Regions from separate parts of the Homo sapiens genome. Here all the other regions are linked to region 1. The links are chromatin loops, found by intact Hi-C in ENCODE. Cell type or tissue: mammary epithelial cell. All regions are shown on one strand. Links, peaks and the distances in the headings refer to the core of each region. The heading gives the core; the rest is flanking DNA. Region 1 holds the start of LOC105372085 (a long non-coding RNA gene). Region 2 has its middle 130 kb from the start of KC6. Region 3 has its middle 190 kb from the start of PIK3C3. Region 4 has its middle 210 kb from the start of PIK3C3.

What was found. Hi-C counts contacts between places; a loop is a spot of excess contacts. Peaks named below come from ENCODE experiments on the same cell type or tissue, not always from the same donor. Only the 100,000 strongest peaks of a DNase experiment are listed, where the experiment ranks them.
Region 2: a loop joins it to region 1, with 5 times the contacts of the local background. A loop is called at or near these places in 8 of 110 quality-filtered maps.
Region 3: a loop joins it to region 1, with 20 times the contacts of the local background. A loop is called at or near these places in 11 of 110 quality-filtered maps.
Region 4: a loop joins it to region 1, with 5 times the contacts of the local background. A loop is called at or near these places in 10 of 110 quality-filtered maps.

The regions. Positions count from the first base shown.
Region 1 is chr18:41,903,218-41,910,846 of GRCh38, forward strand. It overlaps LOC105372085 (a long non-coding RNA gene), which reads right to left and starts at 5,046. Exons shown (of 5, transcript XR_935411.2): 1 at 4,768-5,046. In mammary epithelial cell, for the core only: a CTCF peak has its summit at 3,647 (motif pointing left); no DNase peak of the experiment used is centred there; H3K4me3 peaks cover 140 bases.
Region 2 is chr18:41,387,268-41,394,896 of GRCh38, forward strand. No RefSeq gene overlaps it. Among named protein-coding and RNA genes, the nearest start is that of KC6, 130 kb to the right of the region's middle. RefSeq lists a silencer at 4,454-4,503. In mammary epithelial cell, for the core only: a CTCF peak has its summit at 4,541; no DNase peak of the experiment used is centred there; H3K4me3 peaks cover 225 bases.
Region 3 is chr18:41,764,511-41,772,139 of GRCh38, forward strand. No RefSeq gene overlaps it. Among named protein-coding and RNA genes, the nearest start is that of PIK3C3, 190 kb to the right of the region's middle. In mammary epithelial cell, for the core only: a CTCF peak has its summit at 3,627 (motif pointing right); a DNase peak (open chromatin) is centred at 3,681.
Region 4 is chr18:41,740,839-41,748,467 of GRCh38, forward strand. No RefSeq gene overlaps it. Among named protein-coding and RNA genes, the nearest start is that of PIK3C3, 210 kb to the right of the region's middle. RefSeq lists enhancers at 3,559-4,060, 4,061-4,560. In mammary epithelial cell, for the core only: a CTCF peak has its summit at 4,792 (motif pointing left); no DNase peak of the experiment used is centred there.

The DNA of each region.
Region 1 (7,629 bases), core at 1,400-6,399:
GTAGAGGCTGGAGAGTTTTGAGGTGCATGCTAGAAAAAGTCAATACTGACTTGAAGCGACTACTAAGAGCAATTCTGAGATCACACACACAAAAAAAGAGGAGAGCTGTAGAGAAGTTTCAATCTTTTTAGAGAATACCTAAGAATTCTCTAAACAGAGTGTTTAGAGATCCTAAACACACTTGGTAGAAATATAAAGGCCGTTCTGATGAAGTCTCAGACAAAAATAAGCAGCATGTTTTTAGATAATAGAGGAAAGCTCGTCTTTGTGAATTGCGTTTGTGTCCTAGTGTTTTGTGAGAGGTAAAACTTGCAAGGGATGAAACTGGATCTTTGGCTTAGGAAATATCTAAGCAAAGTGTTGAAGGAGTTGTCTGGTTCCTCATCACTATTTATAGTAAAATGAGAGAAGGCAGAAATGATTTAAAGATGGAATTGTTGAAGGAAAGGAAACAGGACTTAAAGATACGGAAAATTCTCAGCTTATCCATATTGAAATGAATGAGAAAGGCTGTTCCAGAGAAAACATGAAGAGCGTAGCCAAAGATCATCTGATAGGGTGAGCCAGCCACCTAAACAGAAGTCAGGAGCTCTCGTCAAAGACAACAGAAGAATAATCCCAAAGGCAACTGAGAAATAATCAGGGCTGTCCCTCCCATCACAGACCCAGAGTGCAAAAGCCCCAGCAAGCACAAGACCACCACAGAAATCCCTCCTTAGAGAAATGTGCAGAGAAATCACAGAGCAACCTACACCTGATTCCAGACTAGGCCAGCTATGGGCATGTGACATAGGCATGGAGTAACCATGAAGGTGAGACCACTGAAGAGAGCCACAACAAGGGTAGAGTCCAGGTACAGAGCCACCATAGGGGTGGAACCCCTGGGTGAACACCCCCACCCAGTGGGTCAGAAGGCCAGATCCCCCACCCCAGTACACTTAGAGGGAAGAACATCAAGCCAGAGGATTATTCTTAAACCTTAAGTTTCAATGTTATTTGCTCCATTAGGTTTCAGATTTGCTGAGGATTTGTTAACTCTTTTTTCTTTCCTATTTCTTCCCTTGGAAATGGCAATGTCTAATCTATGTTTGTCCCCGTCTTTGTATTTTGGAAGCACATACATGTCTGATTTCACAGGTTCACAGCTAAAAAGCAATTTGTCTCAAGATGAATCATACCTTGAGTCTCACACATATCTGATTTAGATGATATTTACATGAAACTTTGGACTTCGGATCTGAGTTGATGCTGGAACAATTTAAGACTTTTTCAGCTCTTTATATGCAGGAAGGACATGAATTTGGGAGGGCCAAAGTTGGAATGCTATGATCCAAATGTTCATGTCCCCCAAAATTCGTATGTTAAAATCTAATCCCCAATATGAGGGTATTTGAAGGTGGGGCCTGTGGGAGGTGATTAGGTCATAAAGACTGAGCTCTCATAAATAAGATTAGTGCCTTTATAAAAGAGGCCCCAGAGAAATCACTTGCTCTTTCCACCATATGAGGACATGATGAGAAGAGGCCATCTGTGAAACAGGAGGCAGGCCCTCCCTAGATATCAAATCTACTAGCACATTGATCTTAGACTTCTTAGCCTTCAGAACTATAAGAGATAAATTTCTGTTGTTTATAAGCTATTTAGTCTATGGTATTCTGTTATAGCAGCACAAACACTCTAAAATATCCAAATCTTCAGACTTCCTTCTGGCATTGGTTAATGCCTCCAAGTTCAGGGCCACTGTATGAGGGAGGACAACTAACAGCAGAGAGCAATTGAACCCTTACTCTTAGGCCAGTACATGGTGTCTGACAGTGCCTGCCATCAGTGGAGCTCTGTCTCACTCTGACCATGCCAGCTCTGGAAGCAGATTGCCTTTTGGACTTGTGGCTCTTTGCCTCACCCTACCATGAAGGGTTACCTCTTTCCTTCATAGTGCTTAGGAACTGTTCATGCTCCTTCAATTCAGCCAGACTCTAACCCCTTTGCTGTTTCTACCTCCAAATGATCCTCTAGCTTCTTATGCATACTTACTGATGTATTTACTTTTTTGTGTTCTTATGTGTGGCCCTCCCCAAATTCCAACTCCAGCACTCTACCAATAATTTGCCACCATTTATTTCCGATACAACTTTAACGTGTTTGGTGCTGTTGAATGCAGGAAGCTAACTAGGTTTCTGGTCATACATTAATTTATGTGGTAAAGGTTAATTTTTTTAAAACACAAACATAAATAGCCTAAATGGTAGCTTCACAAATGAGAGGGAGGTATCACTGACACTGCTTGTCAAAACTTGCATTCTTACCATCAGAATTTGATTCCATTTCTTTATCAAATTCATGCTTTGTTTCCTATGGAATGACAATCTTCAGTTGGAATTAATTTATCAATCCTCTTCCTGAGGTAGGATTTCATAAAAAGATTTGGAAAAGAGCATACAAGCTCCAAGTGACCAAGGAGAAGACCAAGAGACGCCATCCTGAAGGCCAGAGGCATCACAGAGGGCTCCCATGTGTGGTCTTGTACTTCCCCAGCACATGCCTTTCTGTTTCTGATTTTTCTTTACTCCTATGACCCAATCTGCTGTTTTCTTGTTGTCCTATTGGGATTTCTTGATCCCACCCTAATCTTCCTTAGGACAGATGTCCCTTTTATATCAGATCTAGTGGTACTTCACAACGTGTGCTTACAGCAGCTTAGGCTAAACAGGAGAAAGCTGAGGCTACTGAAAGGCCAGATTAGATGAGCCCTGAAAGAGATCAGGATCAGCACAGTGGTGACAAGCTAATGGGGTTGACAAAGCTGGACCTGGAAGATTGCCAGCATCTTACCTCCCAGAAAAAGTTACAGTTTGCTGGGTAGTTCTATATATTGATAATAGTCTCAGGGCCAGAGAAATGAGGGACACAATTAGGCAAGATTGCAGTTCCTCTAGACTTGCACTGGAATGTATTGAATTATGGAATTTTTGTTTGTTTGCCTGCTTGCCTGATTGTTTGCTGATCTTTTTTCTTAAGATTTTTCCTACATTATTCTCAACACTACAGTTGTGGATGATGTTCACAGTTGCTATCAACCTTTGCATCATTTGAAAATGTCCAGATGAGTTGGAGGCAGCAATGAACAACCAGGCAGCCAACTCTCATAAAGATGAATCAAACTATGGTGATCTGATAAGCAGACTTGTGAGATCCATTTTTTCACCCAAAAGGGTAAGAGTTATTATATCTTCCAAAATTGTCAGTGTGATAAAGTAACAAATTGGAAGGCACAATTCATGCTTCCCCCAAATGCACTAACTGGGTAAATAGAGAACCATGGCTCATACTAGCAACCATAAATTTAAAGTTAGTATTTCAGGTCTATATCTAAAGAACGACAGAACATCATCTCTCCTGATTCATCCGGCAAGAATGCATCATCCTTTTTCTCGATCTAATCAGAAACACTTCTGCCATCTTCGTTTTTCTTTATAAGTCAAAAAGGCGCAGAAGAGATTTAGGCCTTCTCTCCTACACCCCTCCTGACTTCTTGTGGGGGAGGAAGTGGGCTGCATAACAGCAAAACCTCAGATTCTATTCTGACCACACCACAGGTACTCTTATTTTCACCGCAGTCAATTTCAAATACTGTACACAAGTGCCATCTAGTGGTTAGCAATAAATTAACATGTCACTTTAAGAAAGAAGAAAAGACTTAAAGCCTTTCATAAATAACCAAACATGTTTTTAACTTTTTTATTAAAACAGGATGATTTTTGTGTACTAGCATTTTTTCTGAGGAAATTATTTCTTCCATCTGTTTCTCTTTGGTCAGGATAGAAGTATCTTGGCTCATCTTCTGTCAGTGTGCTTCAAACCATAAAATGTAGGCTGGGGTTTATGCACAAGGAAACACATTGAGAAAGAAAGCCTTCTTTATGGATAGTCACTACTCTGTGAAATAAAATTGAGTTGGTTCTCTTGCTTCTATCCTCTATTTTAGCAAACATTCTAGGGTTGCATGATGGCTGAAATAAAAGAGAAACGTGAACATTGGGGATGGAGAAAACCACAGACATCACTTTCAGTGGTTCTCGGTTACATTCGGAATGATAGCAGAATCTCCCATCCCAAAATCAAAGTCTCTTCAGTCGAACCCAACCTCACCTTCTTCTTCTGTGCCCTAGTATAATACAAGTATTATCGGCCTGGCGCAGTGGCTCACGCCTGTAATCCCAGCACAGTGGGAGGCCGAGGCAGGCAGATCATGAGGTCAGGAGATCGAGACCATCCTGGCTAACACGGTGAAACCCCGTCTCTACTAAAAATACAAAAAATTAGCAGAGCGTGGTGGCGGGCGCCTGTAGTCCCAGCTACTCGGGAGGCTGAAGCAGGAGAATGGCGTGAACCCGGGAGGTGGAGCTTGCAGTGAGCCGAGATCTCCCCACTACACTCCAGCCTGGGCTACAGAGCGAGACTCCATCTCAAAAAAAAAAAAAAAAAAAGTATTATCTACACATTTGCATATTCACTGACTCCTGAATATCAGCCTCTCTTCATTTTCTTATCATTGCCCCTTCTTCCCAGTCTGTAATATTCTTCCTTTCCCTCCTCACTTATTCAACCTTATTCATCCTTCAAGTTCTATATTACTGTAACAGGATGTCAAAATGGAACTATTTTAGTCTTAGTTTTCATTGAGACTTGTATTAATTAGTTTTTGCTGCATAATAAATCACCCCAAAACATAGTAGCTTTAAACTACACGCTTTTATTATAACTCACAAGCCTGTACGGTAGCTGGGTAGTTTCAGTCTCCAGTCTTGGCTAGGCTTACTGATGCCTTAGCTGGGGATCAGATGGGCAGCTCTGCTGTTCTTGGTCCAGCTCTCCCATATGTATGTCCCATATGTTAAGCTGGTTGTAGACTGGTCTAAGATAGCCACAGCTGGGACAACTGCGCTCTTCTGGCAGTCTCCTGGCCTCCAGCGTACTAGACTGGGATTGTTCACATGGTGGTGCAAGGTATCCAGAGAAAGCAAAACCATACAAGACTTCTTGAGGCCTAAGCTTGGAACTAGCACTCCACTGCAATCAGATGACCAAAGCAAATCATAAGATCAGTTCTGATTATGATGAAATAAACTCCACCTTCTGGGCTAGGCACGGTGGTTCATGCCTGTAATTCCAGCATTTTGGGAGGCCAAGGCAGGTGGATCGCTTGAGCTTAGGAGTTTGAGACCAGCCTGGGCAACTTGGTGAAATCCTGTCTCTACTAAAAATTTAAAAAATTAGCCAGGCATGGTGGTGCGTGCCTGCGGTCCCAGCTACTCATGAGGCTGAGGCTAGAGGATTGCTTGAGCCTGGGAGGTGGAGGTTGCAGTGAGCTGAAATTACACCACTGCACTCCATGCTGGGCTACAATGAGACTGTCTCAATAAATAAACAAATAAATAAATAAAATTAAAAACAAACCCTCCACCTTCTGATGGGATGAAGTAAAAGTCTCATTGCACAGCATTTGGATAAAAGGATAAGCTTTAAAAGAAAGTGGGGAGGACCATTTTAGCAATCTACCTCAAGATTGAATAAACGCTACATTTCACAGTGAGGTGAGAGTTCCTCCACAGAACCGTAAAGGAGCTGACTGAAACTGGATTTGTAGTTATTAAACCATCACTTTCATCAGGAGCTGGAGATTAGGTGAGGTGCCGTGCTTTGAATATAGCTAACACTCCCTCACCAATAAACACACCAAAAAGAGTAAGGCATGCCTGCCCTTAAACTGAAGTCTAGAAAGAGGTAATGCAGTGAGACCTCTTAAAGAGCTTCATATGTAGGCAGGGCACAGTGTTTCACGCTTGTAATCCCAGCACTTTGGGAGACCGAGGCGGGCAGATCACGAAGTCAGGAGACTGAGACCATCCTGGCTAACATGGTGAAACCCCATCTCTACTAAAAATACAAGAAATTAGCCGGGCGTGGTCATGGGTGCCTGTAATCCCAGCTACTCAGGAGGCTGAGGCAGGAGAATCGCTTGAACCTGTGAGGCAGAGGTTTCAGTGAACTGAGACTGTGCCACTGCACTCCAGCCCAGGTGACAGAGCGAGACTCCGTGTCAAAAAAAAAGAAAAGAAAAGAAAAGAAAAAAAAGCTGCATATGTGTCTCCTAAAATCTGAAGGATGCCATGAACTGTTGTCTGACTCACCCTGGATAAAAACAGGTGGATAAGCACTACAGTTTGTGAAGTTACTATACTCCCGCCAATGACAGGTCACAAATTCAAGGCTGCCTGTGGAATCGATGAGAACCAAGAGCTTTAGAGAGATAGTGTGGGTTTGTCTTGGATCCTCATCAAGAGGGCAATGAAAAGCTGAGCACAGATAAGGACTCAAGCAAAAGGAAGCAAAACGTGTACCATGGGATACCTGGAAGTCAAGTGACCAGCTGAAAAAGAAATACAGTTACCCATTTTGAGGGGCCTAATGTTCAGAAATACTTAGACTGGAGGAAGGGAAGCTGGTGGAGTTCTATAGAACCACAGAAGCACCTCCAGGAGAGAAAGAATCAGCCTTTGGTATAGGAAACTCAGATCACAGTGATACCACCAGTCAAGTAAGAACTTTCTTGCTGCCACTGACTCTCCTTTATCCCCTCCCCAATTCCCAGCTCCACTATTACAACTTACATTAAGGAAGGTGATCAAAAAGCAGTGGCACTCACTAGGTGGTGGGGAGGGGAAAGACACACAGCTCTCTTGAAATTTGCAAGGCCTAATCTTGGGGTAGGGAGGTGAGGGTGCTGTAATTTCAAAAGAAGTTTTACATTTTTAGTGTTATTCTAGACATACTCATTACTGAGCTGGAACCATGCCTCAGTTTTAGCTTAAAGGTAAAGGCAAATATTAGTCCTGTAGCATATGTTTGAATAGGCAGTGACAAAATAAATCATGTTGTTTTCTAATGACACCACACGAGTTTTGCAAGTTCAGTACAATAATTTCCTTAAGTTCCTCCTTAGTGCAGCCGCCACAGTTGCCTCTTCAGCCACTATTCTGTCTGGATTGATTTGGCCTTTGCTTATAAGAAAGCATAAGGTTAATCTAGAGCTAAAGAATCTAAATTGGAGTTATAATTTTACAGTTCACTACATGATCTCAAGTGGGTCCTCCAACTTTTCCATTTTTTTCTTTTATGAAAAGTAAAATGTGATAATGCCTACCTACATCCATAGTTATTGAAAATATTAAATTGCATAGTGTAAATCAAAAGGATTTTTAAAAAATATCTACTATATTACAAAATAAAATGAAAGTTTAAAATTTTTATTAGTTTTTAAAAATAATAAATCCATTACATATTTACATGTTTATATGAAAAGTGACTTTATTTTTCAAAATAAAATAATTTAGGGAGATGAATGGCATTGTTTGGGGTTTTCTTTCACAATTTTTAAAAAATATCTGCCTGATTAGAAAACAGCTAGATTCACTAATGACTTCAGACAGTTTTCATTTAGTACCCAAGATATCAAACCAAGACCCATGTCTAATTCCTGTTTTGATTTTTTTATCTGCTTGCTTGTAATAATTTTTTTCTCATTTTCTATAAACTTCTAATTTTCATTCGACTAAAAAAAAGAAAGAA
Region 2 (7,629 bases), core at 1,701-6,700, 520 kb before region 1:
GACACCATTTCTTTAGGATGAAGCAACTCTCTGAAATCACAATTCTTTGTAGTTGTCTGATGGCAGATTATATTTTTACCACCTATTCTTGCCTTGATTTAGGACACATTATAGAATGTTTGGTGGAAATTGGCACTGAATACAAGAGCCCCTCCAGACAATTTTAAAGTATATGCAATCTAATTAGCAGAGAGAAACCCTCAAAAATGGTGTCTGGACTCAAAGAAGATGAGAGTGTCCCTGATCAGAATTCTTCTTAAAATCTATTTAATCAATAGATACATATGTAGTGATCAGTTTGGCATCCTTGAATGTAGCATTGGTATAAAAAATGCATCTCATTCTGATGCATTTGGTGCCCCTAAACCCATTCTAAATGTGTCTTTGATCCAGTTCCCCAAATAGTGATCAGGCTGGAAAAATAAATAAATAATAAATTTTATTTGTGTGTATTTATTTCTTTAAAATAGCAGCTTTGAAGAATCTATGTGTTGGCCAGGCAATACAAAAAGTGAGGTCCCTGGGTTCTGGTTAAATAAAGTTGCACCATGTTGTGTATGTGTATATGTGTCTTTTTAAAAGTCTTATCTCTTTAACAGTGGTGTTTCTATAATGATTTAATGATAGCTGCTGATGGTTTGGCACTGCCTTTCCTTCTTAACAGTATGAATAAAGCAATAGGGCATCTGTGATATGCAGACATATAAATCTCAAAACAAAAAGGGTCATTTGGATCTCCCATTGCTCAGAAAACACCATTTATATTTCCCATATGCTTTATTTAGTTATCTGAGTGTTTCATTATACTTTTTTCTATTTCCTTTGCTTCTGAGGGCATTGACCCATCTCTTTCTTAAGACATAAAGAATAAGAACAGAGATTTAAAAATCACAGCAATTCAACATTAAGTCCTCCACTTCCTCTCATCTTTGGTGAAAATTTAATGACATTTGAAACCTGACTCCATCCTTCATGTCCAGGAGGGTGTTAGTAACTTAACCTTTTATTTCCCCATCGAATATAAATTCTGCCTTTGCTAGGAAGGATTAGCCAAGAATAGGGCAAAACCATTGTATTCCACTTCAGAAATGGCTCCTGGAGAGTGCTCTGGGTGAACTCTCCTCCGGATTGCCCTGGTCCTCAGCTGGCCCTTTGTACAGAGGAATGAGTAAGTAGATCCAGGGAGGTTGTGATGCTTTTCTCTATTCCTGCAACCCTGAGGAACAAGTAGAATTCATCAAGGTATCTTTGCTTGATTGCACCTCATTGTCCGTACCTTTTATCATTTGATCTCTTGAGATTTTAATGATTTGATGATGATCTGTTTGTCAGGATGCCTGCAAGCATAGACCTGTGAATCTGCTTTCCTGATAGACTGGCACCCCAAGGTATACTTTTTTTATCAAAAGGTAACATCGATCTCAGTGTTGCTTTTCCATTATTCAGTCCTGCCACCTATTATTTGCTACTGGCCGGGCCTCTGTCAAGTCCTTTAACCTTCTGAGCCTCAGTTTCTACATGTGTAAAATGGGGATAGCAATATCTGCCTTGCATGGTTGCTGAGATGATTTTTTTAGATTCAACAGCCTGATGTATATAAGACATATCAGTGTGCCTGACATTTAGTAGACACTCAAAAAATGTCAGTTTCTTTTCCTTTCTCAGTCTTCATTGAATTTCCACCATGATACAAAGCATGGAAATCCACATAAATCTGGAAATTTCTTTGGAATTAACGAAAAACATTAATATTTCTCACATGTGACTAATGATACTTCTTGAACCAAAGCTGAACTCTAAAATCCTTTCGGAGCTCTCTCCCTCCTTGTCCATTATTACAGCAGCTCATATCAGAGCATCTGTCAAAAATTGCACTGGGACACATTTGGCAGTCACTTTCCCCCTCATTCACTTAATGTTATCCATCAAAGGGCAACCATAGTCAAAGAAGCAATGGTACAAATGAAGATATGGAGCCATGAGAAGTTTAAAGGAAAAAAAAAGTCAAATCGGTTTTGATCGTTGTCCATTGTCTGTGAGATATGACTTCTGTCATTACAGGATGCACTCTAGCACTAACTTTGTGGTTCAGTATATCTCTCATGGGTCCTTGAAATGTGATTTTATTACCGGAATTACTGAGAGGACCATGCAGTGCCATGGGATTAACTGGAACTAGGTCATGAGACACCAACGAGAGTTTTGCAAATACAAATGTGCAAATGGGTTTCTCTGTTCATGGTGGATTAGATCAATCTTGTCTGTAAGGCTTTGGCAAGTCTACCATTTTGTTGGGAAATGACTGCAGAACATCCATCTTCCCTGGACTCTAAAACAACTTCCCCTCTGTTCTTTGAGTGAGTCCACTAGTGCACAGAATGGAGCCAATGAAGGCAATGGTCTAAAAAGCCTTGCCACCTGAGGTATCTGGGTACATTATCAGACAGATGAGAGGGAGACACATTCACATTGGATCCATTTCACATCAGATGCATTGCACGGCATAAACAGTAACAGGAAAGGAAAGGCTGGGTGCCCCTGCCACCAGCCTCAGAGCCGCATGAAGTTATCACCTAACATCAGCAGCCCGACCCTTCCCTGGACTCTCTGGGAGGCAGCCCTATGCTATGCCTACCTCTTCGTTAGGCTTCTCACTAACAGCACCTCTTAGCACTAATTCAGATGGTAAAATAACACTGCCTCTGCCCCGTGTAATCAAACAGCAGAAGGAATGTGGCACCAAAAAGCCCGAGTATGAGGAAGTAATAAATATGTTTTAAGATGACAGTTTCAAGGAGCCTAAGCCTGCACGACAGAGTTGAAGGCAGACAGCTTCAGATGGCAGAAGCTGCTGAGGAGATGTCTTCGAGACCAGCAGTGTCTGAAAGGAAAGAACAGAATGCAGGCCAGGTCTGGATCAGAGGAAAAGCCCCAGAGACGTGCAATAAGATGCACCTTTTGAAACAGCCAGAAGAGAGTAAGAAATAAGGAAGGGACTGAGCCAGTTCAAGTATTCTTGTAATAGGATGAGGTTGCTTTATTTCCGCATCCGAAACCCTTTCCCTTTCAAGGCATCTCATTTTACTCTACTTTGCTTTAGCCCCTGTTTCCTAAGTCCTATTTCGTAGCGCACCCAAGCTGCATAAATAAAACCACTTTGGAAACTCCCTTCTCAGTCATCTTGGGGACACACATGATAGGCTGGGTTGGTATAACTCAGCCTTTTATATATTTTTAACTACCTGGCATAAACCCATATTTAAATGTCACCAGTAGCAAAGCCAAGAATAAATTCACGACCGTGCCTGCATTCAAGCATGTTAGCATGCACACACGCACGTACGCCTACAGTGTTACTGAGAACAAACTTGCCAATTTGCAAATGGGACATCAGAATACATTAAGACAAAGGTGGACCTATGGTTAAAGAGAATAAATAATTGGTTTCTGTCTTGTGGCATGTTTTAGTTAAAGATAGCAATGCAATCTCCAGTATATCTGGAAATTATTGAAACCTTTTTTTTTCCAGAGGCAAAAAAGATCAATACCTTTTTCTCTCAGTGGCGTAAAACATCTCAGGTTACTTTGTCCCTGTTTATTCCAGCAACTCCAAGTTCAAAGTAAACGTTAAAGTCATGAGGGTAAAATCATATTTTCAGAGTAAATGAGGACACTTTGAAATTGGCTAAAATGTTTGCTTCACCAGCTTTTGAGATATCAAGCTGAAGGCCTCTGCTCTAGGGATAGAGGCAAAGGAAGAGGCGAATGATTGAATGGGGGTTTTCTGTTTTTCAAGCAGAGCAGCCAAAACTGCTAGACAAAGCCACAAGCTAAGCATCTATGAAACACGATAGAGATAATTTGTCTTATCTCTGGGAGGAACAACACAGCAATTTCTGTGTGTTTCTCTCCATAAAATGGGTTTTCAAAATTTGCTGCTTTTTCCCAGGATGTTGAAAGCAAAATATCATATTAACACCCAAAAAGATAAATGCCACTTCTATGGAAAATGTTGTGAGATGTCACCAAATGTAAAAGCAGAGGCCTTCTCTCCAGCTGCTGAAATGCGCATTCGTTTTATGTCTTTCCCACTGAAATGTAACCATCCCGATAGATATTTCAGCACACTATACAGAAAAAATAGAATGATCCTCCAATCATTATCTATAGGACATTACACTGATAAATGGTGGTATTAATGAACCTAAATAAATTTGAATCCTTTCTCCCTGCAGTTATTTTGATAATACAAGAATCTAGTAAAGTACATGGAATTAACAATTAAAGGGGGTTAAGCGGACACTTAATACTTTTTCTTTTTTGCACAATTTGGCAGTAATGCATCTGCTGTAATCAGGATTTTTATTTCTCTTTGGGAAAAAAAAGGGGGAAATGTTTATATTTTGGAAGCAAAGCCTCCAGGATTTGCAGCTCCTCGGTGCAGACCCAGCATGTACGTGTTTGCGTTTGTGTGTGTGGCTTGTGTGCGCATTGGTGGCCCCGCCGGGCGCGGCTGGCCTGTCTGGCTTTCTCCTTTTGCAACAGCTCCACCTTTGGGCTTCTAAAGGGAAAGGTCCTTTTTTGCTAAAGGATATGAAAGAAAAGGCAACAGCCAGAAAAATGCACTCCGTACTCAACCTTTTGTTTAGTGAAACCAGACAATAAAATTATTTTCTTCATTAGAAAGAGGGACATGAAGAAGAAAGGGGAGCATGGAGAAAGAAAAGGAGGATAACAAGGAAGATAAAAGAAGGGAGACGGAGGATAGAGAAAGAAAAAAGGAGGAGGGCAAGGACGGAAAAGGGGAGAGCTTCCTTTTTTGACCAGAGGAAAATGCAGGACTCATTGAATAGTTATTTCTTGAATGCTTTTCTGCCTAGATTGCATACTTCTGTAAAGCTCTGATAGACCTGAAGTCCAGCATCTCTGTTTCAGACTTCCTCAGCAGTGTCATTTTCCCTGTCACTTGTTGTTTATAAACTATAGTACCAGATTAATGAATGAGAATATAACAGAGGATTTGGACTTCTGTTAAGCCCATTCTCTTTAAAATAAGGACTATGTGCAATATGTGCATGTTGGTAAGGTTCTCACTATTTCTTTCTGAAAGCTCAGCAGTCTTGGATTGTTTCCAGACAGATTATAGCCTCACTCCCAGAAAGCATGACCTTGGCTAACCAGGGATGGGGGAATGAACACAGAGAAACTTCTTAAATCCCACTGTCTACAAAATCCCAACCTTTAAATGTGTGAGTTTCAGTTAGGCAAGTATTTCGGGAATATAGTATGGGAGCTTAGTGGGAAGGGCTGGAGATCTAAGTAAATCTTTGTCTAGGGGAATTGGTTTGGGTCTTTCGGTATGAAAAGATCAGAAAAAAAAAATGTCTGTTCCAAAATCTGTGCTTCGTAGGAATGTAGAATGTAGGTTTTTATAATCAAATCTATGAGAGTATTAAAAAAAAAAAGAAAAAGAAGTATCACAAGTGGAAAGGAAATGACATTCAGAAGCCTCAGATTAACTCCAAGAGTGAGACAGGTCCAGGCACTTTGCTTTGGAGCCTTTAGTTCTGACCTTCATAGTTTTAAATCTGTATTTTTTTCCTCATTATTCTGACTGCTTGCTTTTGCTTCTCTGACTATCACATTGCATAGTTCACCTAGATTCCACATCCAAAAGTGTCCTCTTCAATAAATAACTCCCCTGCTCAAAATCCTCTAAGTTCTCCCCATTGCTCACAGGATAAAATTTATATTTCTCAGCCCTAATTCCAAGGTATTTGAAGATTTACATCCAAGCCCCTCTCCCAGTAGTCCCGTACAGAGACTGTCCTTTCAAGTCAGGGTAAGCATTCAATGCCTCATCCTTAAGAACACTCAGAGCTTCCTTTTAATACTACTTCCCCTTAAGGTCCAACTGCAATTCTAAGCTTTGCAGCCGGTATCATGACAAACGCATTCATAAAAGCATCCACCCCCTCTTGTAATTCTGTGTGTTGTACGCATATATATATATATATATATATATATATATATATATATATATATATGTGTGTGTGTGTGTTGTGTGTATTCATTTTAGTTTCAAGGTAAAAGTATGTATATATGTATGTGTATATATCTGTGTGTTTATGTAGAGACATATCTGATTTTCTTTAACTCTTTAGCTGGGTGACAAGTTTTTTTGTCTTTTTGGGTTTTTTTTGAGACGGAGTCTCGCTCTGTCGCCCAGGCTGGACGCCCAGGCTGGGCTCACTGCAGTGAGTGCAGTCGCGCGATCTCGGCTCACTGCAAGCTCCACCTCCCGGGTTCACGCCATTCTCCTGCCTCAGCCTCCGGAGTAGCTGGGACTACAGGCGCCGCCACCACGCCCAGCTAATTTTTTTTGTATTTTTAGTAGAGACGGGATTTCACTGTGTTAGCCAGGATGGTCTCGATCTCCTGACCTCGTGATCCACCCGCTTCGGCCTCCCAAAGTGCTAGGATTACAGGCGTGAGCCACCGCGCCCGGCCGGTGACAAGTTTTTTTGGGGGGCAAAGTTTATGCCTATTTTAGTGTCCTTATGACAATTAGGATAGTGCTTTGTATATATGAAGCATTGAATTTAAAATATATATATTGATTGGTTGAGTTGACGGTAAAATGAATGTCCCATTTGTGCACCCAAATAAGGAGTTATATACTTCTAAATGATATCTTTCTGGATAGTTTGAGGAACCAATAATTAAATGAGCCTGATGCAGAAAATTGGGCACTTTTACTTTTAAATCTTTAATATTTAGCCAGTTTTTATCCCAGGGGTAAGTAGAATCTTCATATCACCACTTGTCTTATACCTCCCAGCTATGTTTACATGTTTTTTTATATTTAAATTATCTATAAATCTTACATAAAGTGAAACCTGAAAAAGAAGTCCACTAATTTTGGTGCATAATTTTTTTATATATCCTATTTTTTTGGGAGCAAACTAAGCTCTGAGAACTCTTGTAATTCCTAACAATCACTTGAGGCCAGGAACATATTTAATATACACCTATCTCTCCCTACTACACATATCCACATTTTATTATTTGTGAATTTGGCCAAAGAATAATGGGTACTCAAAAATCGTCATTTTATATATTCTCTATTTAGAGGTATTCCATGCCTCCTTTCATACTCTAAGGAAATGTTCTTTCCTTAGCTACTGAAAAGTAAATTATTTCTTTTTTTTTTTAAGGCAAAATACAAACATAGACTTTATTAAATGCTGCTCAATCCCCCAATGAAGATCTTTTGTTACAAAACAGTTTTCCACACAACTGCAAGTTAAGAGATTGGAATGGTACTCTGATAACAAAAAATGTGAGAAATACTTGATCAAGTAAAAATATACAAGACCTCTATATAGTCAACCTTTTCAGAGCTCTACAGAGGAAGCCTACCTCATTTCCTTTAAATAAAGCCAGGCAGTGACAACTAGTGTTCTGTATCACCAGGGCCCTGATGTTCCTACTGATCCCACACATGATCACAATGGACTCCAGAAACGCTTAGTCTGAGCACTAAGCACCTACGAAGGATCAGTGGTTTTTAGAGGTAAATTGTATGTAAAAGGCCGTGCATCCTGAAGAAGCTTAGAGGAAAAGGTT
Region 3 (7,629 bases), core at 937-5,936, 140 kb before region 1:
GCCACTTCTCTGAAAGGCCGCAATCACCTCGCACCAAGGCCAGTCAGACTTGTCAGGGAGACGAGCGGGAAGCAGCTGGAGGAGCTGAGATTAATGAGGAAGCACAAAATGAAAAAGAGCAACAACTGGAAACCCTTGTGGTGACATCAGGAACAGAGCCAGAGAAGACAACCTTGTTATCACATCTGCTCCATCATTATAATTAAATGGTAATGCGCCTCTCTTGTTGGGTTACCAGGGTGGAATTCCAAGTGAGGGAGCCCCTCACCACTCACCCGGGCCCCCAGCCACTGCCTTTCTCGTTGAAGCTGAGGAATCATTCCAGGGCGCTAATAGGCTGGGTGTCTGGAGCAAGTGTTAATTTTGGATTACATCTGAGTGGAAATAAGATGAAGGTCTGGGGAATGCTTTGCCTTCACTCAGATGTTTCATTTCCATTTACTAGCATTGCAGGATACCCAGGGAAATGTTTTTATTCCAATTTAGAAGATTTCATAAGCCTTCAAATTTTCAGGTATTGATCCAAGCTCTTGAGCTTTGGAAGTGCACAGACATGCTCTGTGGAGGAAGAGGGTAGGTGTCAGAAAGCCCATCTGAGAAGAGCTGCCCACTCTCAGGTGGGCACACCTCCCTTCTCATGCCAAAATTCGCCCTGCGTGACCCGGAGGCCCATCAGAGGCACTCAGAACCATTAGCTCTGACTGGCTCTGTGCTGAGTAAATACTCTCATGTCCTAGTAGAAACTAGGGCAGCTGCTGGGCTTTTTTTTTTCCTTCCTTCCTTTCTTTCTCTTTCTTTCTTTCAAAATCAGCAAAGCATAGTTCTTAACCCCAAATGACTCAAATGTGCCTCTTAATAAGTATACTGGTTTCTGTACTCTGCTAGTAGGGGTTAGCATTAATTTGGCTACACTCTCAGTTCTTTTTCATTTGGTTTTGAATATCTCCAGTTTTTATTTGATTTTGGACAGACTCATTTGCAGGGAGGATGCCAATAATCAGATTTTCACCATTAAAGGTAAGCTATCTGTACCTGCAGGAAAAGGCCACTGTCTATCATCTTTGGAATCTGTGAGCTAAATAGCTGTTGTTTGTGAAGCCTCCCAAAGGAGGTTTTGAAAAACAAAGCACTTCACTCAATGAGAGCAGGGAGGTTATGGAGTGACGCTGTGCTCATGCATTATTCAGCTCAGCCTCCACCAGTGAGTATCTGGTTATCATAATGCCCCAGTACCTGGGTATTACATGCTATATCCTCACGGCAAGAAACAGATATAACTGAGCCTAAAAGGGATTTAATTAAGAAATAATATTCGTGTTTTCCTTTAAATTTAGGGTTAATAGTTTAGTGAATTAGAGAATAGAAAATCTATTGAAGAAGTTTCCCTTTTGATGAAAAATTATCCTGACACCTTGGCGAGATTTATTTACTGTCACAAAACAATGACACACCAAGTGACACAACCATGGGGTGCCTTACCTGTTTAGTTTCTACCTAGCATTTAGACCTGCTGTACTAGAAAAGATGTGTTAAAATTAAGGCCACCTAGACAAGAGTTAGGAACACACTGAGTGCTCAAAAAATACTGATTGTGTTGAAATTTGGGTGGACCCAATGTAGGTTCTTTGATTCCCTCTACACTTCTTCCCCTACTTTTATACCAATGTCCTTTTCAGATATGACTGGGGGTAGCCAGGGACAGTGGGTCATGCCTGTAATCCCAGCATTTTGGGAGGCCAAGGTGGGCAGACCATTTGAGGTAAGGAGTTCGACACCAGCCTGGCCAACATGGTGAAACCTCATCTCTACTAAAAATACAAAAATTAACTGGACATGGTGGTACATGCCTGTAATCCCAGCTACTCGGGAGGCTGAGGCAGGAGAATTGCTTGAGCCCAGGAGGCGGAGGTTGTAGTGAGCAGAGATTGTGCCACTGCACTCCAGACTGGGAGACAGAGCGAGACTCCATCTCAAAACAAATCAACAACAACGAAAAGAAATGACTCGAGGCAAAATTACTCTTACCATAAGTGAAATAAACAGATCACTGGCAGAAACCATTCTAGATGCTCACCAGTCCCATTTCCTTTTCCTGGACACATTGTTAAACTGTATTCCCCAGTCCCATTGTGTCTCAGTAAAGCAGAGGTGTGTAAGGAGAACTGATGGGTCACTTCCAGCTGAAGTAGCTGAGAACAGGTGGTCCTTCTCTCCTCCTTCAGTGGAGAGCTGAAAGATCACAGGTTGAAGTTGACAATGACAAAAGATGGTAGAGTCCTGAGTTCCTGACTGACCACATAGAGCAGAGCCTTGTACCTCACCTCCCCATGCCAATCAAGAATAAGGAATAAACTTTTCACGTTAAGCTACTGAGAACCACGAGATTTTGTTACAACCGCTAGCATTGATTACCCTGTATGGAGTAATCCATTGAAATGGAGTGCTGTTATAACCAAACCAAAAATGTGTGCATCGGCTTAGCAGTCAGGTAGCAGATGATAGTGAAGCTGCTACCAGAGGCTGGAAAGGTGGCAATTCATGTTATGCAGCATCAACAGATGCAATAACCTGGAAGGAAGATCTTATTATACCTCCTGAGCCTGTGGCTCTAAGGGAAATGGTTGGAAAGAGAGTAGGGTATTGGAATGTGTTTGCAGTTATTGCTAAATTTGGCTAGCATTATAATAAGTGGATGAGTTCAAGAGAAAACTGACCAGCTTATGAAAATAAAGAAAAGGTAATAGAGTCCAGCAATATAGGGTTTTGAAATGTTACAAAAATTAACATCTTCTACGCCCCAAGGGGCAGGATTAAAAAAAAAAAAAAAAAACTAAGCCTTTGAACAACAGAATGTCACTAAAATTCAGCTTTGTGGGATGAGATTAAAAGTAAAAAAGAAAGGAGTCCTGCAATATGCAACAACATGGATGAACCTGGAGGACATTATGCTCAGCGAAATAAGTCAGTCACAGAACAATAAATACTGCACGATTCCACTTATAGGAAGAGTCTAAAATAGGCCCACTCAAAGAAGCAAAGAATAGATTTGTGGTTATCAAGGGATGGAGTGGGAAGGGGAAAATGAGATTGCTAATCAACGAGTATAAAATTTCAGTTATGCAAGACAAATAAGTTGTAGAGATCTGCAGTACAACACTGAACCTATAGATAACAATATTGTATGCTTAAAAATTTGTTAAGAGAGTAGATCTCATATTACGTGTTGTTATCACAATAAAATTAAAAATAAATAAATAAATAAAACCAAATAACTTCAAGGTGGCTGTCATTAAACCAAAAGCGGGAGACATGACTTGAAAGAAATAAAAAATAAATAAATAAAAGCACATTTGGGCTATATCTAGGAAAGAACCTTGGGCACCGCAGTTACCAGCCTGTGGAACAACTGACTTTAGGCAAATAGATCAGAAGCCTACTAGGTTTTCAAGGAAATTGTATTGCTACAGAAACTATAAACCAGTCAATCCCATGACTATTAAACATTTAAAGCAATCCTTATGACCCCAACCTTCCAAATGGGCTCGAAAGTTCCACGGCCCTAAGAAGGACATATTTCCTGATGTCTTATTTCAAATGTGGCAGGGAGAATAATAAGAGGTGCTCTGTCCAGCGGGTGGTGCTAGGAACCATGAAGATACATGAATAAAGAAAACACTCTCAGAGGGCAGGACCGTAGAGTCTTATCAAGGGACTTCCCCACTGCCAGAGCAGACAGTTCCACATACTAGGCCTAGAGAATTTTAGTTTACTATGGGGCAGTGACATCTGTGTGTTTTCTACTTCATTCTTTCTCCAAAAAGGAGTTTTAATTAACATACTTCTGTTCTTTTTCCATCACTGTGTATTGATCTGATGTAGGTGGCATGCAGATATTGTTTCTTTTCACGCACAGCCAAAGAAAAGCCCTATCAATACTGAGTGGGCTTAACTAGGCAACCAGTTCTGGTTGCAATAATTGTACGGGGCTTGGAATTGCCTTCCTTAAGAAGAGGTATCATAAAAACAAGGGCACACGACCAACCAGACCCTACAAGTAATTGCACCCTGAAATTGGCAAAAACTCCTAGAGACAGAGGCAGTAGGAGTGGTAGGTAGTGTAGCCTCTTCATTCTAGGACAATGCACAGACATTTAGCAGGACCATAAATCAGACACTGGGAAACACAAGATTCTTTCCAGCATGATCAGGAGACAGCAAACAATTGCAGTATGATATGGCAGATACTTGGCCACAGCCCTTTCCTGCCAGCTTGACATTCATTGTTGAAAAACATTGGCTCCTTTTTTGGGGTGATTGGGGTACTGGGTTTCTAGCCTTGGAGTTTTAACAAGATTAATTCCCCTAAGTCTTCAGAGGTTTTTGAGAGGCCAAGTTTTTTTGTGGGGGAACACAATGTTGTGGGTTGAACTGTATCCCCCAAAAGATATGTTCAAGTCGTTAAGAGGGTAGATCTAGTATCTGTAAATGTAATCTTATTTGGTAATAGTCTTCACAGATGCAATCAAACTATGATAAGGTCATAGTGGATTAGGGTGGGTCCTAATACAATGACTGGTGTTCTTAGAAGAAGAAGAAAATCTGGACACAGAGACAGGGGAGAAGGCCAAATATAGATGAAAGCAGAGTTTACAGTGATACTTTTGTAAGCTAAGTAATGCCAAGGATTGTCAGCGACCATCAGAAGCTATAAGAGGCAAAGGATTCTTTCCTAGGGCTTTCAGAGGAAGCATAGTCCTGCCAGCACCTTGATTTCAGGCTTCTAGCCTCCAAAACTGTGAAAGACTACATTATATCATTGTAAGCCACACAATTTGTGATATTTTGTTATGGTAGCCACAGAAAACTAATATAGTCAGCCAGCAAGTGATTTGTCTTAGACAGATTACTCCTCCCCCTTAAGACAGAATATATTTTAGTGTAGGAGAGGGTGAGACAGCTGGGCAGACAGGTTACCAGAGGTCAGTCTCTGTCGGGGACAATGCTATATTTCTGTTTACTGCTGAGCACACAGCTAGACTACACTTCCCAATCTCCCCTAACATTATGTGGTCATATAATTAATTCATGGTAAAAGGAAAATGGGAGGAAATAGTGTTACCACCTCCAAGCTTGATAGGCCAAAGAGGCCATAATCTCCCATGCTCTCTTTTGTCCTCAGCCTTGCAGCAGGATGTTAACACCCTATATTACCTAAGGAGCAACACACTGAAAACGGCTTCTATTAACCTGGATCCTTGAATGATTGCAAGCATCAGAGCCCCATTGTGCATCATACTCACCACATTGAACTGAGACATGAATGAGAAATAAACTTCATAGTTTGGCCTAGTGGTGTGTTGAAGACAATCTTACCAGCTCAGACAAGACAATTGTTAGCCTCTCTTCTCAACTCTACATTCAGTGACATGACATTGTTAACTTAAATCTTAAAATCAGCCATAGGGGAAGTATTCACACCATAAAAATCAGCAAATGTTACAAGTCAAGTGTTTTTTCTCCCATTCATTAGAATAGTTAGTTGTTAAATACCACCACACAACTGGTTAAGCCGTGCGAAAATAAAGGTGTCTGTTACAACAGCTAGCATCAATCACATGAATTAATAAAACTCTAATTATTTTAACTCTAGCAAGACGGCTTTGGCATCATTGTGGCATCCTCCCATTTGGTCCGGTCAACATTCACATGTCCTAAACTTCTCTCATCCAACCAGTCTCTACTGAGTATTTCCTACGAAAAGAAACTGTCCTAGGTGCTAGGAAATCAGCAGTGAAGGAGCTGGTCGTTATCTGCAAAATACATTATCTTGGACAAGGCAGGAAAGTGGAAACAAGAAGCTAAAGAAATATTTATTAAATTTTGATTATGAAGAAGCAAATCAGAGTGATATGAGAAACATACCAGATGAGGACTTTACTTAAGAACCTATCCCATTGAACAACAGCATAGTTGTTCATGAAATGTTCTTAAAGAAATTCATTGCATTGTTGTTTTTAACAGTGAAAGAAATTGCAAACAACTTAAATGGTCATCAGTGGTGAGTAGGTTAGTTAATTTGTGATGCACCCATATTTAGGCTGTTATTTCAACAATTGAATGCCTACTGTGTGCCAATAATTGTGCTAGTCACGTGGAATGCCAGAAACACATGGTCCTTGCACATATAGAACCTAAATTCTACTGAAACAAGGAGAAAACAATTATCAGTTGAATAAATAAATGCCAAATATAATCAATTTTATAAAGAAACTGAGAGAATAATGACAGTGTGGTTTGATATATCTAAATCAAGTGGTAAATATACCTTTCAGAGACAATGGGTAATACATGAGCAGAGAAAGAAACTAGCAATGAATTAAGTATCAGAAGATAACATGTGGAAAGCCAAGAGGAAAGCAAGAACTTCTCAGACTTTAGGAAATTTCAAGGCCAGAGTGGCTTGGGCAGAGTGAAAAAATGGGAGTATGATAAAAGCTGAAGTCTGAAAGACAGGCAGGGCTGGGTCATCCATGACTAGGGACCCTTTAATGAGGATTTTGGATTTTACCCTAGGTGCCATGGGGAGCTCCATACAGGTCTTCAGCAAGGAAATGACATAATTAGATTTAAATTTAAATTTAAAAGAAGGATTCTGACCACTGGTGGGGAACACATTGGAGAGGACCACGGTATAAGTGAGAGACTGATTAGGAGGTTACTGTAAAAGCTGAGGTGAAAGGTGCTGGTTACCCAACCTTGGATAAGGCACCAGAGAAGGAGAGAAGGAGACAGGTGTGAGATGCATTTTGAAGTCAGAATCAGTACTCATCCCACTTGATTCTCTTACTTGCTTACAATTCTACATTCACTGCTGGAGGTAACTTTTAGGGATGCAAGAACCATGTTAGTAGGACTCAATAGGCATCCTCGGTGGGTGGCGCGAAAGCTACTCTGATGAGCAATCAAAATTAAACCTACCAAGGGACTGATATTGTTTTATTGCCTGCTATGTTTCAGGGATTTTAAATATGTCAGTTCTAACTAATGAACAGAGCCAAAGATCAGTACTAACATTCCCATATTGAAGATGAGAAAACTGAGACTCAGTAAGCCTAATTTGTTCAGAGTCACACAACTACTAAGTAGTGAAGCTAAGATTCAGCCCAGGGTCACCTAACCCCACGTGTTTTTATATTATAGTATCACCCTCTTTACAAAGAGCTTTCATTTTAATCAAGACTAGAAGGGCACAAATCAACCTAAGCAAGAAAGTTTACAAGAGAGATATATATCAACAAGTGGCAAAACAATGAGAGGAATATTATTAACCTAAGTATACAAATGCACTTTTTAAAATGTTATGAAAGTTCCTTTTCTTTTTACAATAAATGTGATTATACATAAAAACATTCTATACATGTTGACTATTATTCCAATTTTAACAATAATGAGATTAGAGAACACTATCAACATTAACTATTCAGACTAGTTAGCAATTAACAAAATACTTCTCTTTCTTTTTTTTTCCACTCCATTCAAAACACATAGCACATCATCAAAAAAAAAAATGTAACTATCTAACTATCTGGGTTGTCTGCTAGGGCAGGTCCTGATTCATTAGCGGATGCA
Region 4 (7,629 bases), core at 1,726-6,725, 160 kb before region 1:
GTTTCTTGAGATAAAATCTACTCTTGGTGAAGATGCTATGAACATTGTGGAAATGACAGCAAAGAATTTAGAATATGACTTGAATTTAATTGGTAAACAAGCAATAGGGAGATAATTATTAGCATTTTTTAGCAATTAAGTATTTTTAATTGAGGTATGTACATTGTTTCTTTAGGTGTAATGCTATTGCCCACTTTGTAGACTTCAGTATAGTGTAAACGTAACTTTTTTTTTTTTGATGTAGTTTTGCTTTTGATGCCCAGGTTGGAGTGAAATGGCGTGACCTCGGCTCACTGCAAACTCCACCTCCCAAGTTCAAGCGATTCTCCTGCCTCAGCATCCCGAGTAGCTGGGATTACAGGCATGTGCCACCACACCTGGCTAATTTTTTTTTTTTTATTTTTAGTAGAGGTAGGGTTTCAACATGTTAGTCAGGCTGATTTTGAACTCCTAACCTCCAGTGATCCACCTACCTCAGCCTCCCAAAGTGCTGGGGTTACAGGTGTGAGCCACCGCAACTGGCCAAACATAACTTTTATATGCACTGAAAAACCAAAAGTTGTGTGACTCATATTATTATGATGATCTAGAACCAAACGTGCAATATCTCCAAGATATGCCTCCAAGATATCTCACATACAGTTACAGGAGAGATGCTCTCTTCTAAACTCTGCTTTTCTCTCTAGTCCATCCTTCTCAACCTTGACTGCACATCAGAATCACCCAGAGTATTTTACAGTTTACTGATGTGTGAGTCCCACCCTCAGAGATTCTAATTTAATTGGGATGAGCACAGCCGGAGCACAGGGAGTGTTTTTTTAAATATATATATAATATGAGCTTTTGGGTATATTACTTTATTGGTACACGTCTTAGAACTCTATGGTCCACCAATTACACTTATATATCCAAGGAAGACCAATGCATATGACCATCAGAAACATGATGTACAATAATATTTACAGCAGTTTCATTAACAATAACTAAAAACTAGAAACAACCTAAATGTCCACCAACAGGAGAATAGATGAACAAATGGGATAATGTATAGACAGCAGCAACAACAATAAAATCCCTACTGATATGGACCCACATGGAAAAATCTCACAACCATTATGTTGAACAAAAGAAGCTTCACATAAAGATATGCATACTTTGTCATTCTATTTATATGAAGTTCAAGAACAGGCAAAACTAATCTTGTAGGTCATCTGACATCCTTCCCAGATCAGATGGTACCTAACCTCTCAAGAGATAGCCATTATTCTTTTTTTTTTTTTTTCTGAGACGGTGTCTCACTCTGCCACCCAGGCTAAAGCGGTCCTCCCACCCCAGCCTCCCAAGTACCTGGGACTACAGATACGTGCCACCACGCTCAGCTAATTTCTTATTTTTTTGTATTTTTGATAGAGACAAGGTGCTGCCATGTTGCCCAGGCAGGTTTCAAACTCCTGAGCTCAAGTGATCTGCCTGCCTTGGCCTCCAGAATTGTTGGGATTACAGGCGTTAGCCACCACACCTGGCCCTGACTTTTATTAGAAGCATAGGGAGTTTTTTTTTTTTTTTTTTTTTTTTCCAGATGGAGTCTTGCTCTGTAGCCCAGGCTGGAGTGCAGTGGCGTGATCTCGGCTCACTGCAAGCTCCGCCTCCTGGGTTCACGCCATTCTCCTGCCTCAGCCTCCTGAGTAGTTGGGACTACAGGCGCCCGCCACCGCGCCCAGGTAATTTTTTGTATTTTTAGTAGAGACGGGGTTTCACTGTGTTAGCCAGGATGGTCTGGATCTGCTGACCTCGTGATCCACCCGCCTCGGCCTCCCAAAGTGCTGGAATTACAGGCGTGAGCCACCACGCCTGGCCTAAGCACAGGGAGTTATAAACATTCCCTAGGTGATTCTCGCTTGGAGCCAAGATTGCGGATCACTATTCTAGTTTCTTTTTTCCTTCTAAACTGGTCTTGAAGAGATTTGCTCTCAATTCAGTACACTTAAAAGTGGAAACAATTCACCACGTTTTTTTTTTCCAAAAATGTTCATGATTTCAACCTAACTTTCATTTGCGAGTTGAACAGCTTTGAAGCCCATTAAAAGATGCACAAACTCTCAGTAGATACAGAAAGGGGTCATCTTGGAGCCTTCCGGTCATGCCATAACTGAGAGTAAGCCCAGCTTCACAGACAGCTGCTTTACCTGAACACACGTCAATGATGCTGAAGACCCAAAACCACACTGTCTGATCCAGCTAAGGTTATTTACTCAATAGGAAACTCACCTCCCTTTCCCTCCCTAGCCTATTGTGGCCAAAGCCGTGCAGCCTGAAATTTTCAAAAGGAAAACAGCTTGCTACCTGGTTTGCAGCACCTATGACTTAACTACATTTATAAGGGTTGTGGAACTTAACATCTACATTTTCCCTCCTATGTTCTGATTTCCTGTTTCTCCACACTATTTATGTTCACCTATTACCCAATTAGCACCCCAGTAAGCTGAACTCCCATAGTTGTTTCACCCTAGCAATTAACCCTCTCCAGCACCCCGCTCTGAAAAGAGCTCCTGATTAAAATAAACTGCTCAATTATTCTCCTAACAGGAAGCGTGCCACAGTAGACCAGAAGGAGAACAATTTATTTTTTCTTAGATCTCTAAATGTGTCCAGTATTGGCTTAGAAGAAAGATTTCCCTGGAATAATCTAGAGGACTTCGTTGAGGTTTATGGTAAGGGCACAAATTTACAAAATGTCAGCACCTATCTACCAGTTTCCAAATGGTCAGCATCTCTAGTTTGAAGAAAATGCTAAGATGAAAAAGGAAATTCACTGGTTCTCCTTTTTTATTTGATAAACTGCTGACATAAATTTCTCATTAAGAACCACAGTGACGAATAGAAAAGACGTAAAGAGAAAAGTCAGGACAAAAGGAAGTTAAAGAATGGAAAATAAAAGAGATGGGAGGATATTAAATATCGAGTTACCCAACATCTTTAAAGAATAGGATGTTCTGTGTAAGCAGTATTTCTTTACGAATGAAAATAATGTGCATACTATGTATAGCTTTCCTATTATTAGAAATTTAAGATATTTAACAAAGAAACTCCAATTAATATAACTTTGCCAGAAATTTTTGAAAGAACTTCGGAATCTCAAGTGCCTGAGATATATTAATGACTATCAACAACAATTTTGCAAAGTAATAAAGGGAGGAATAACATTTAGTTGATATTATTAGTAAAATGTAAAACTTGTAGTGGGTCAGAGATGTGAAGACAACATAATTTTCCGGAAGAATACACACCTTTATGTAAAATATCGAAGTGGGTCATAACCATATTTGCACATGATACGGAACTGCATATAATTGCCTACATATTTTATATGTAGATTTTAAGGCAGAAGATCACTTTTAATCTAGATTGCAATTTATTGGGGAGTTTTGTGTTTTATTTTTTTCTACCCACACATTATTCCTAAGGCAAGAATCCTCCAACCAAAAGAGAAGATGGCACATTCAACCACAAAAACCTGTGGGTGTAATTAGACTAAAGAACAATCAAGAAGGTAACTTTAATTTTATCTGAAAAGAAAATACATTAAAAGCTACAATTTTTGGTACAGGATTGCCTGCTAGGCAACTGAGGCAGAAGGTGCTACAAAGAATCTCGTTCTGAAAATGTAGTCAAACAGTCCTCGGCTTGCACTGATTTCCTAAGATCTTTCCACTGCAGAAAACTGCAGAATCCAGGCATCTTGGAAGACTGCTAGAATCTCACTTTTCTCTGCCATGAATGGAGTCACCATTTTTCAGAAGCCTTCATTAACTGAAATTCTAATCCTGCTTAAACTTGAATAAGGAAAACAAACAAACAAACAAATGAAAGACCTTCCTGCATACTGAATGTGTAAATCCTGGAAAACTGTTTACAGACAAGGAGTAGTCAGCCAGCTCATAGCTGTGACTTTTCTGTTCCGAGGGAAAGCAGCTTGCGAGCTGCAGTGTCCAGGAGCAGAGAAAAGCACAGTCACTGAACCCTATGAAATTTTAACAATTCATTAACAGGAAAGGGCTGCATAAAGGGATGCAGGATCAGAGGCAGCTCAACAGCATCAAATTCCGAGAGAATGAAGACCGAGAAAGGGGAGATGTGGAAATTCAGACTGAGGAGAAAAGGGAAAAGAAAGAGGAGGGAGATTTGACAGAAATAGGAACAAAGACAGGAGAGACAGGAAGGCAAAAGAATAGGAGAGATTAGAGAACAAGGGAGAGGAAAGAGGAGAAAGGATTTGAATAAAATTCAAGTCTCTAATCTGGTTTTACTTTTAATCTTCCCTCTGAGGGAGGGCATGAATGTAAAATGCTTATTGTTCCACTTTATTTTTTTTTTTCCTGAGTTCCCCTAACTGACCAAACCATGTGTTAAAAACAGTTTCCCTCCTGGAAGGGATTATGCCCTTTGACTTTCAAAAATCATCCCTCCCCTTCCCAGCCTCAATAAGGCTGGGTGGTGGTGTGTGCCCTGGTGTGGAGCCACTGGGGGTCTGCAGAAGGATGCAGTCTCAGAGAAGTCAGCCAGGCTGGTGGAGGGAAAGCATTGTTTCTTAAACACCCTTATCTTGGACAGTGTAGGCATATTTGTTTGTAAATATACATGTTATGTATGTGCTCATGTAAATAAATAAGTTTAAATATAATTTCCAAATGAACAACATGAGAAAAATTGTCGATTTTTGAGTGTGTCAAATAATGACTGCAAACAAGGTGTTTTGCAGCCGCCAGCAGTGGGTCCATCCCTGAAGCCACCCTGCCATCTAGTGGGGCACTGCCCAAATGAACACCTCTTCCAGCCACAGTCGGCCTCATTTACCCTCACAGCTGGAGACAGGGAAGTGGATTCTCCTAAATGTGTTAACTTAGCAGTGCTATATACTAGAAACAAATTAATATATAATTCTTCTGTGTCTTAAGGTCATTACTGTCAAAGCATAAATTAATAGGGCTATTCCAGTTAATTCATTTTGGCGTTTGTTTCTGCATGTCTGAGCGCATATGTGAAAATAGGCCTACCCTCCATGCCAAGGGGGAAGAAGGAAGGAGGCCTAAAAGTAGCTTAGCCAAACAAGCAGACTCTCTGACCTAAAAGCAAGTCAAGGGCAAAGCCTTTCAAATGCTGCTGCTTTGCCCTTCTCACTTCTTGGAGCCCAGACTAACAAATCCTCAGAACAGCAAAGCTCAAAGAGGAGGGGATAGTGGATGGACTCTTGGGAGTCTAGGAGGAGGTCAGGGGGCACTGTTATCAGAAGGCAGTGTTTGGAAAAACACCTGGTTCCACTTTCTAGGGCGAAAGGGATCCTGTTACAGGAAAATAAGGGCTCCTCTTTCTGACCAGGAGGTGGCATGTCCATGCTCACCTGACCAGCCTGGTTGCAGAAGAGATTGTAAGAACGGTCCCCTGCCCTTATTCCAAAGGTGGCTGCATCTTTATCGCCACTCCCTAAATCAGTGGGTTTCCAGATCATATACAGAAGTACACAGCAATGCTCTCCCACTATGAGAAGAAACAAAACAACCCACAGCAATAGAAAGGGAAGACCAAGGCGCGTGTGGGGGAAGGTGAAATTTTCCGCCACCTGATTTCAATTCTTTTCAGAATCCATAGGGGTAGAAGCGCTTGAAGAACAGGCTACACCCATTGCTGTTTGCCTCCTTTTGGTCTATTCCGAGATTCAGGTAAGAATCTGAAATTCCACCTTTTTCTGAAGTAAATCTCAAACAACCAGGGCTAGATGTAGATTCAAAGATCAGATCATCCTAGATTTTAATTTTCATCAGGAGTTATTGTCATGCGTATAAATTCTGTATTCTCAAATAAAAATATCTAAAAATGCCTTCAGGCTTCTGCTGCTAATAAAACAATGTTCTCTTGATGTGTGTGTGTGTGTGCGCGCACACGAGCTTGTGTGTGTCCTGAGAGAGCTGGGGGAAAAGGGGGCGTCTTTGCATGTCTGTCCTGATAAGAATTGCTTGATAACCACCCTAGAGAAGCATTTCTGGGGTCAGAGCCATATCTTCTCCCAGAATCTCTGCAAAAATGTATTAACCAAAGCAATATACTATACTATTGATAATGCAAATGCTGTGAGAGAAAATTCTCCACCATCACTGCAGTGCCTCCTAATCTAGTTACAAAAAAAGAGATTGACTCACATAAAACAAAAATAGGCAATGATGCAAAACATATCAAAACAAAATTTCTGAACCTTAACTATGCCTTTGAATCACCTGCAAGACTTCATACAAGTGCAGATCAGGCCACCGACAATCCCAATCTCTAGGTGCAGCTTCTCTATTTTTGCAAATTCCACAGCTAATTCTGATGTGGAGTGAAGTTGAAAGCCAATGACTCAAAATTAAAAAATAAAAATAAAAAATAAAAAGATTCTTGCATGGGTGATTCTTTTGAGCAGCCAGAAATGAGAACAAGCATATAAAATGCAATTGCAGATGGCGCGGCAGGACCTTAGCCACTGTGGGTGGTTAAGGGGAGAAACCAATGAGCGAGGGGGTTAGCACAGACACAGAAAAGTGTCCTGGAGAGGGCAGAGCTTCAAGAATGGGTGGGACATACATAGAGCAAGAACTTAGGAGAAGGTATTCTAGGTGAGGATATCAGCGCTTCTGCTGGAAAATATGCTGCAAATTCTAAGGATCACAGAGACCTGCCTGGTAAAACTGAATGAGTATCTTGGAGAACAGTGAGTGCAGCTCACCTCTGAGCCAGAAAATAGCCAAAGATATAGCTATCGAAATAAAAAGAAGTAAGTACCAAACAGTCTCAAACATGGTCCATGTTCTGTCTCAACAAATGTCCACATTTCCCTTTTGTCCAAGGCCTCCCTGATTGCCCCACTTCTGCATATGTTGAATCTCGAAGAAGTACATGGTTGGTTTTTCCCATTGTGCTGCTACCTGAGAGTTAAAGATTTCCACTTGTGAGTAAGATAATGCACTCAGCTGCATTAAGCAGACAATTAATTTATCCCCTTGGCTGCCCACTACCCATCCTTAATGTACTTTAAAAAGGAAATAATGCTTACCTTGCTTTAACTTGCACAGTGTCTGGAAGGAAAAAGGCATGCAGGAGATAAGACTAAAATCACTGCAGTAAGAATCACCCTGATCATCATTGGATCATCATGTCAAATAGAACTTCATAATATTGTTACAGAGACATCAGAGCAGATGGGTAAGAAAGAGTGTCATGTGAGAAAGTGGAGTGTTATTACTTCATTTCATCTTCCTGTATTGCAATTATAAAATGTGCTGAAATTCAGCAGGGTGACCAGTATATCAACCTCTGACAAACGCCAGGCTTTCAAGTGTCTGAGGTAATCAAAGATACCCCATAAATGGTCCAAGATAAACATGGCTAGGCCCTGATTCTTGAAAATGTGATCTGTTCAAGTGGGATTGCAAAGAGTCCACATCTTAATTGAAAGAACATAGTAATCTACTTGGCTAGGGAATTAGAATGCTCCAGAAGAAATGCTATCTATCCTGGTTGGTATAATACTTTGTTATATGAGGACATAGGCTAGAAGGTGATGGTCTCACAAGATTCCTATTAGCTCTTCAATACATA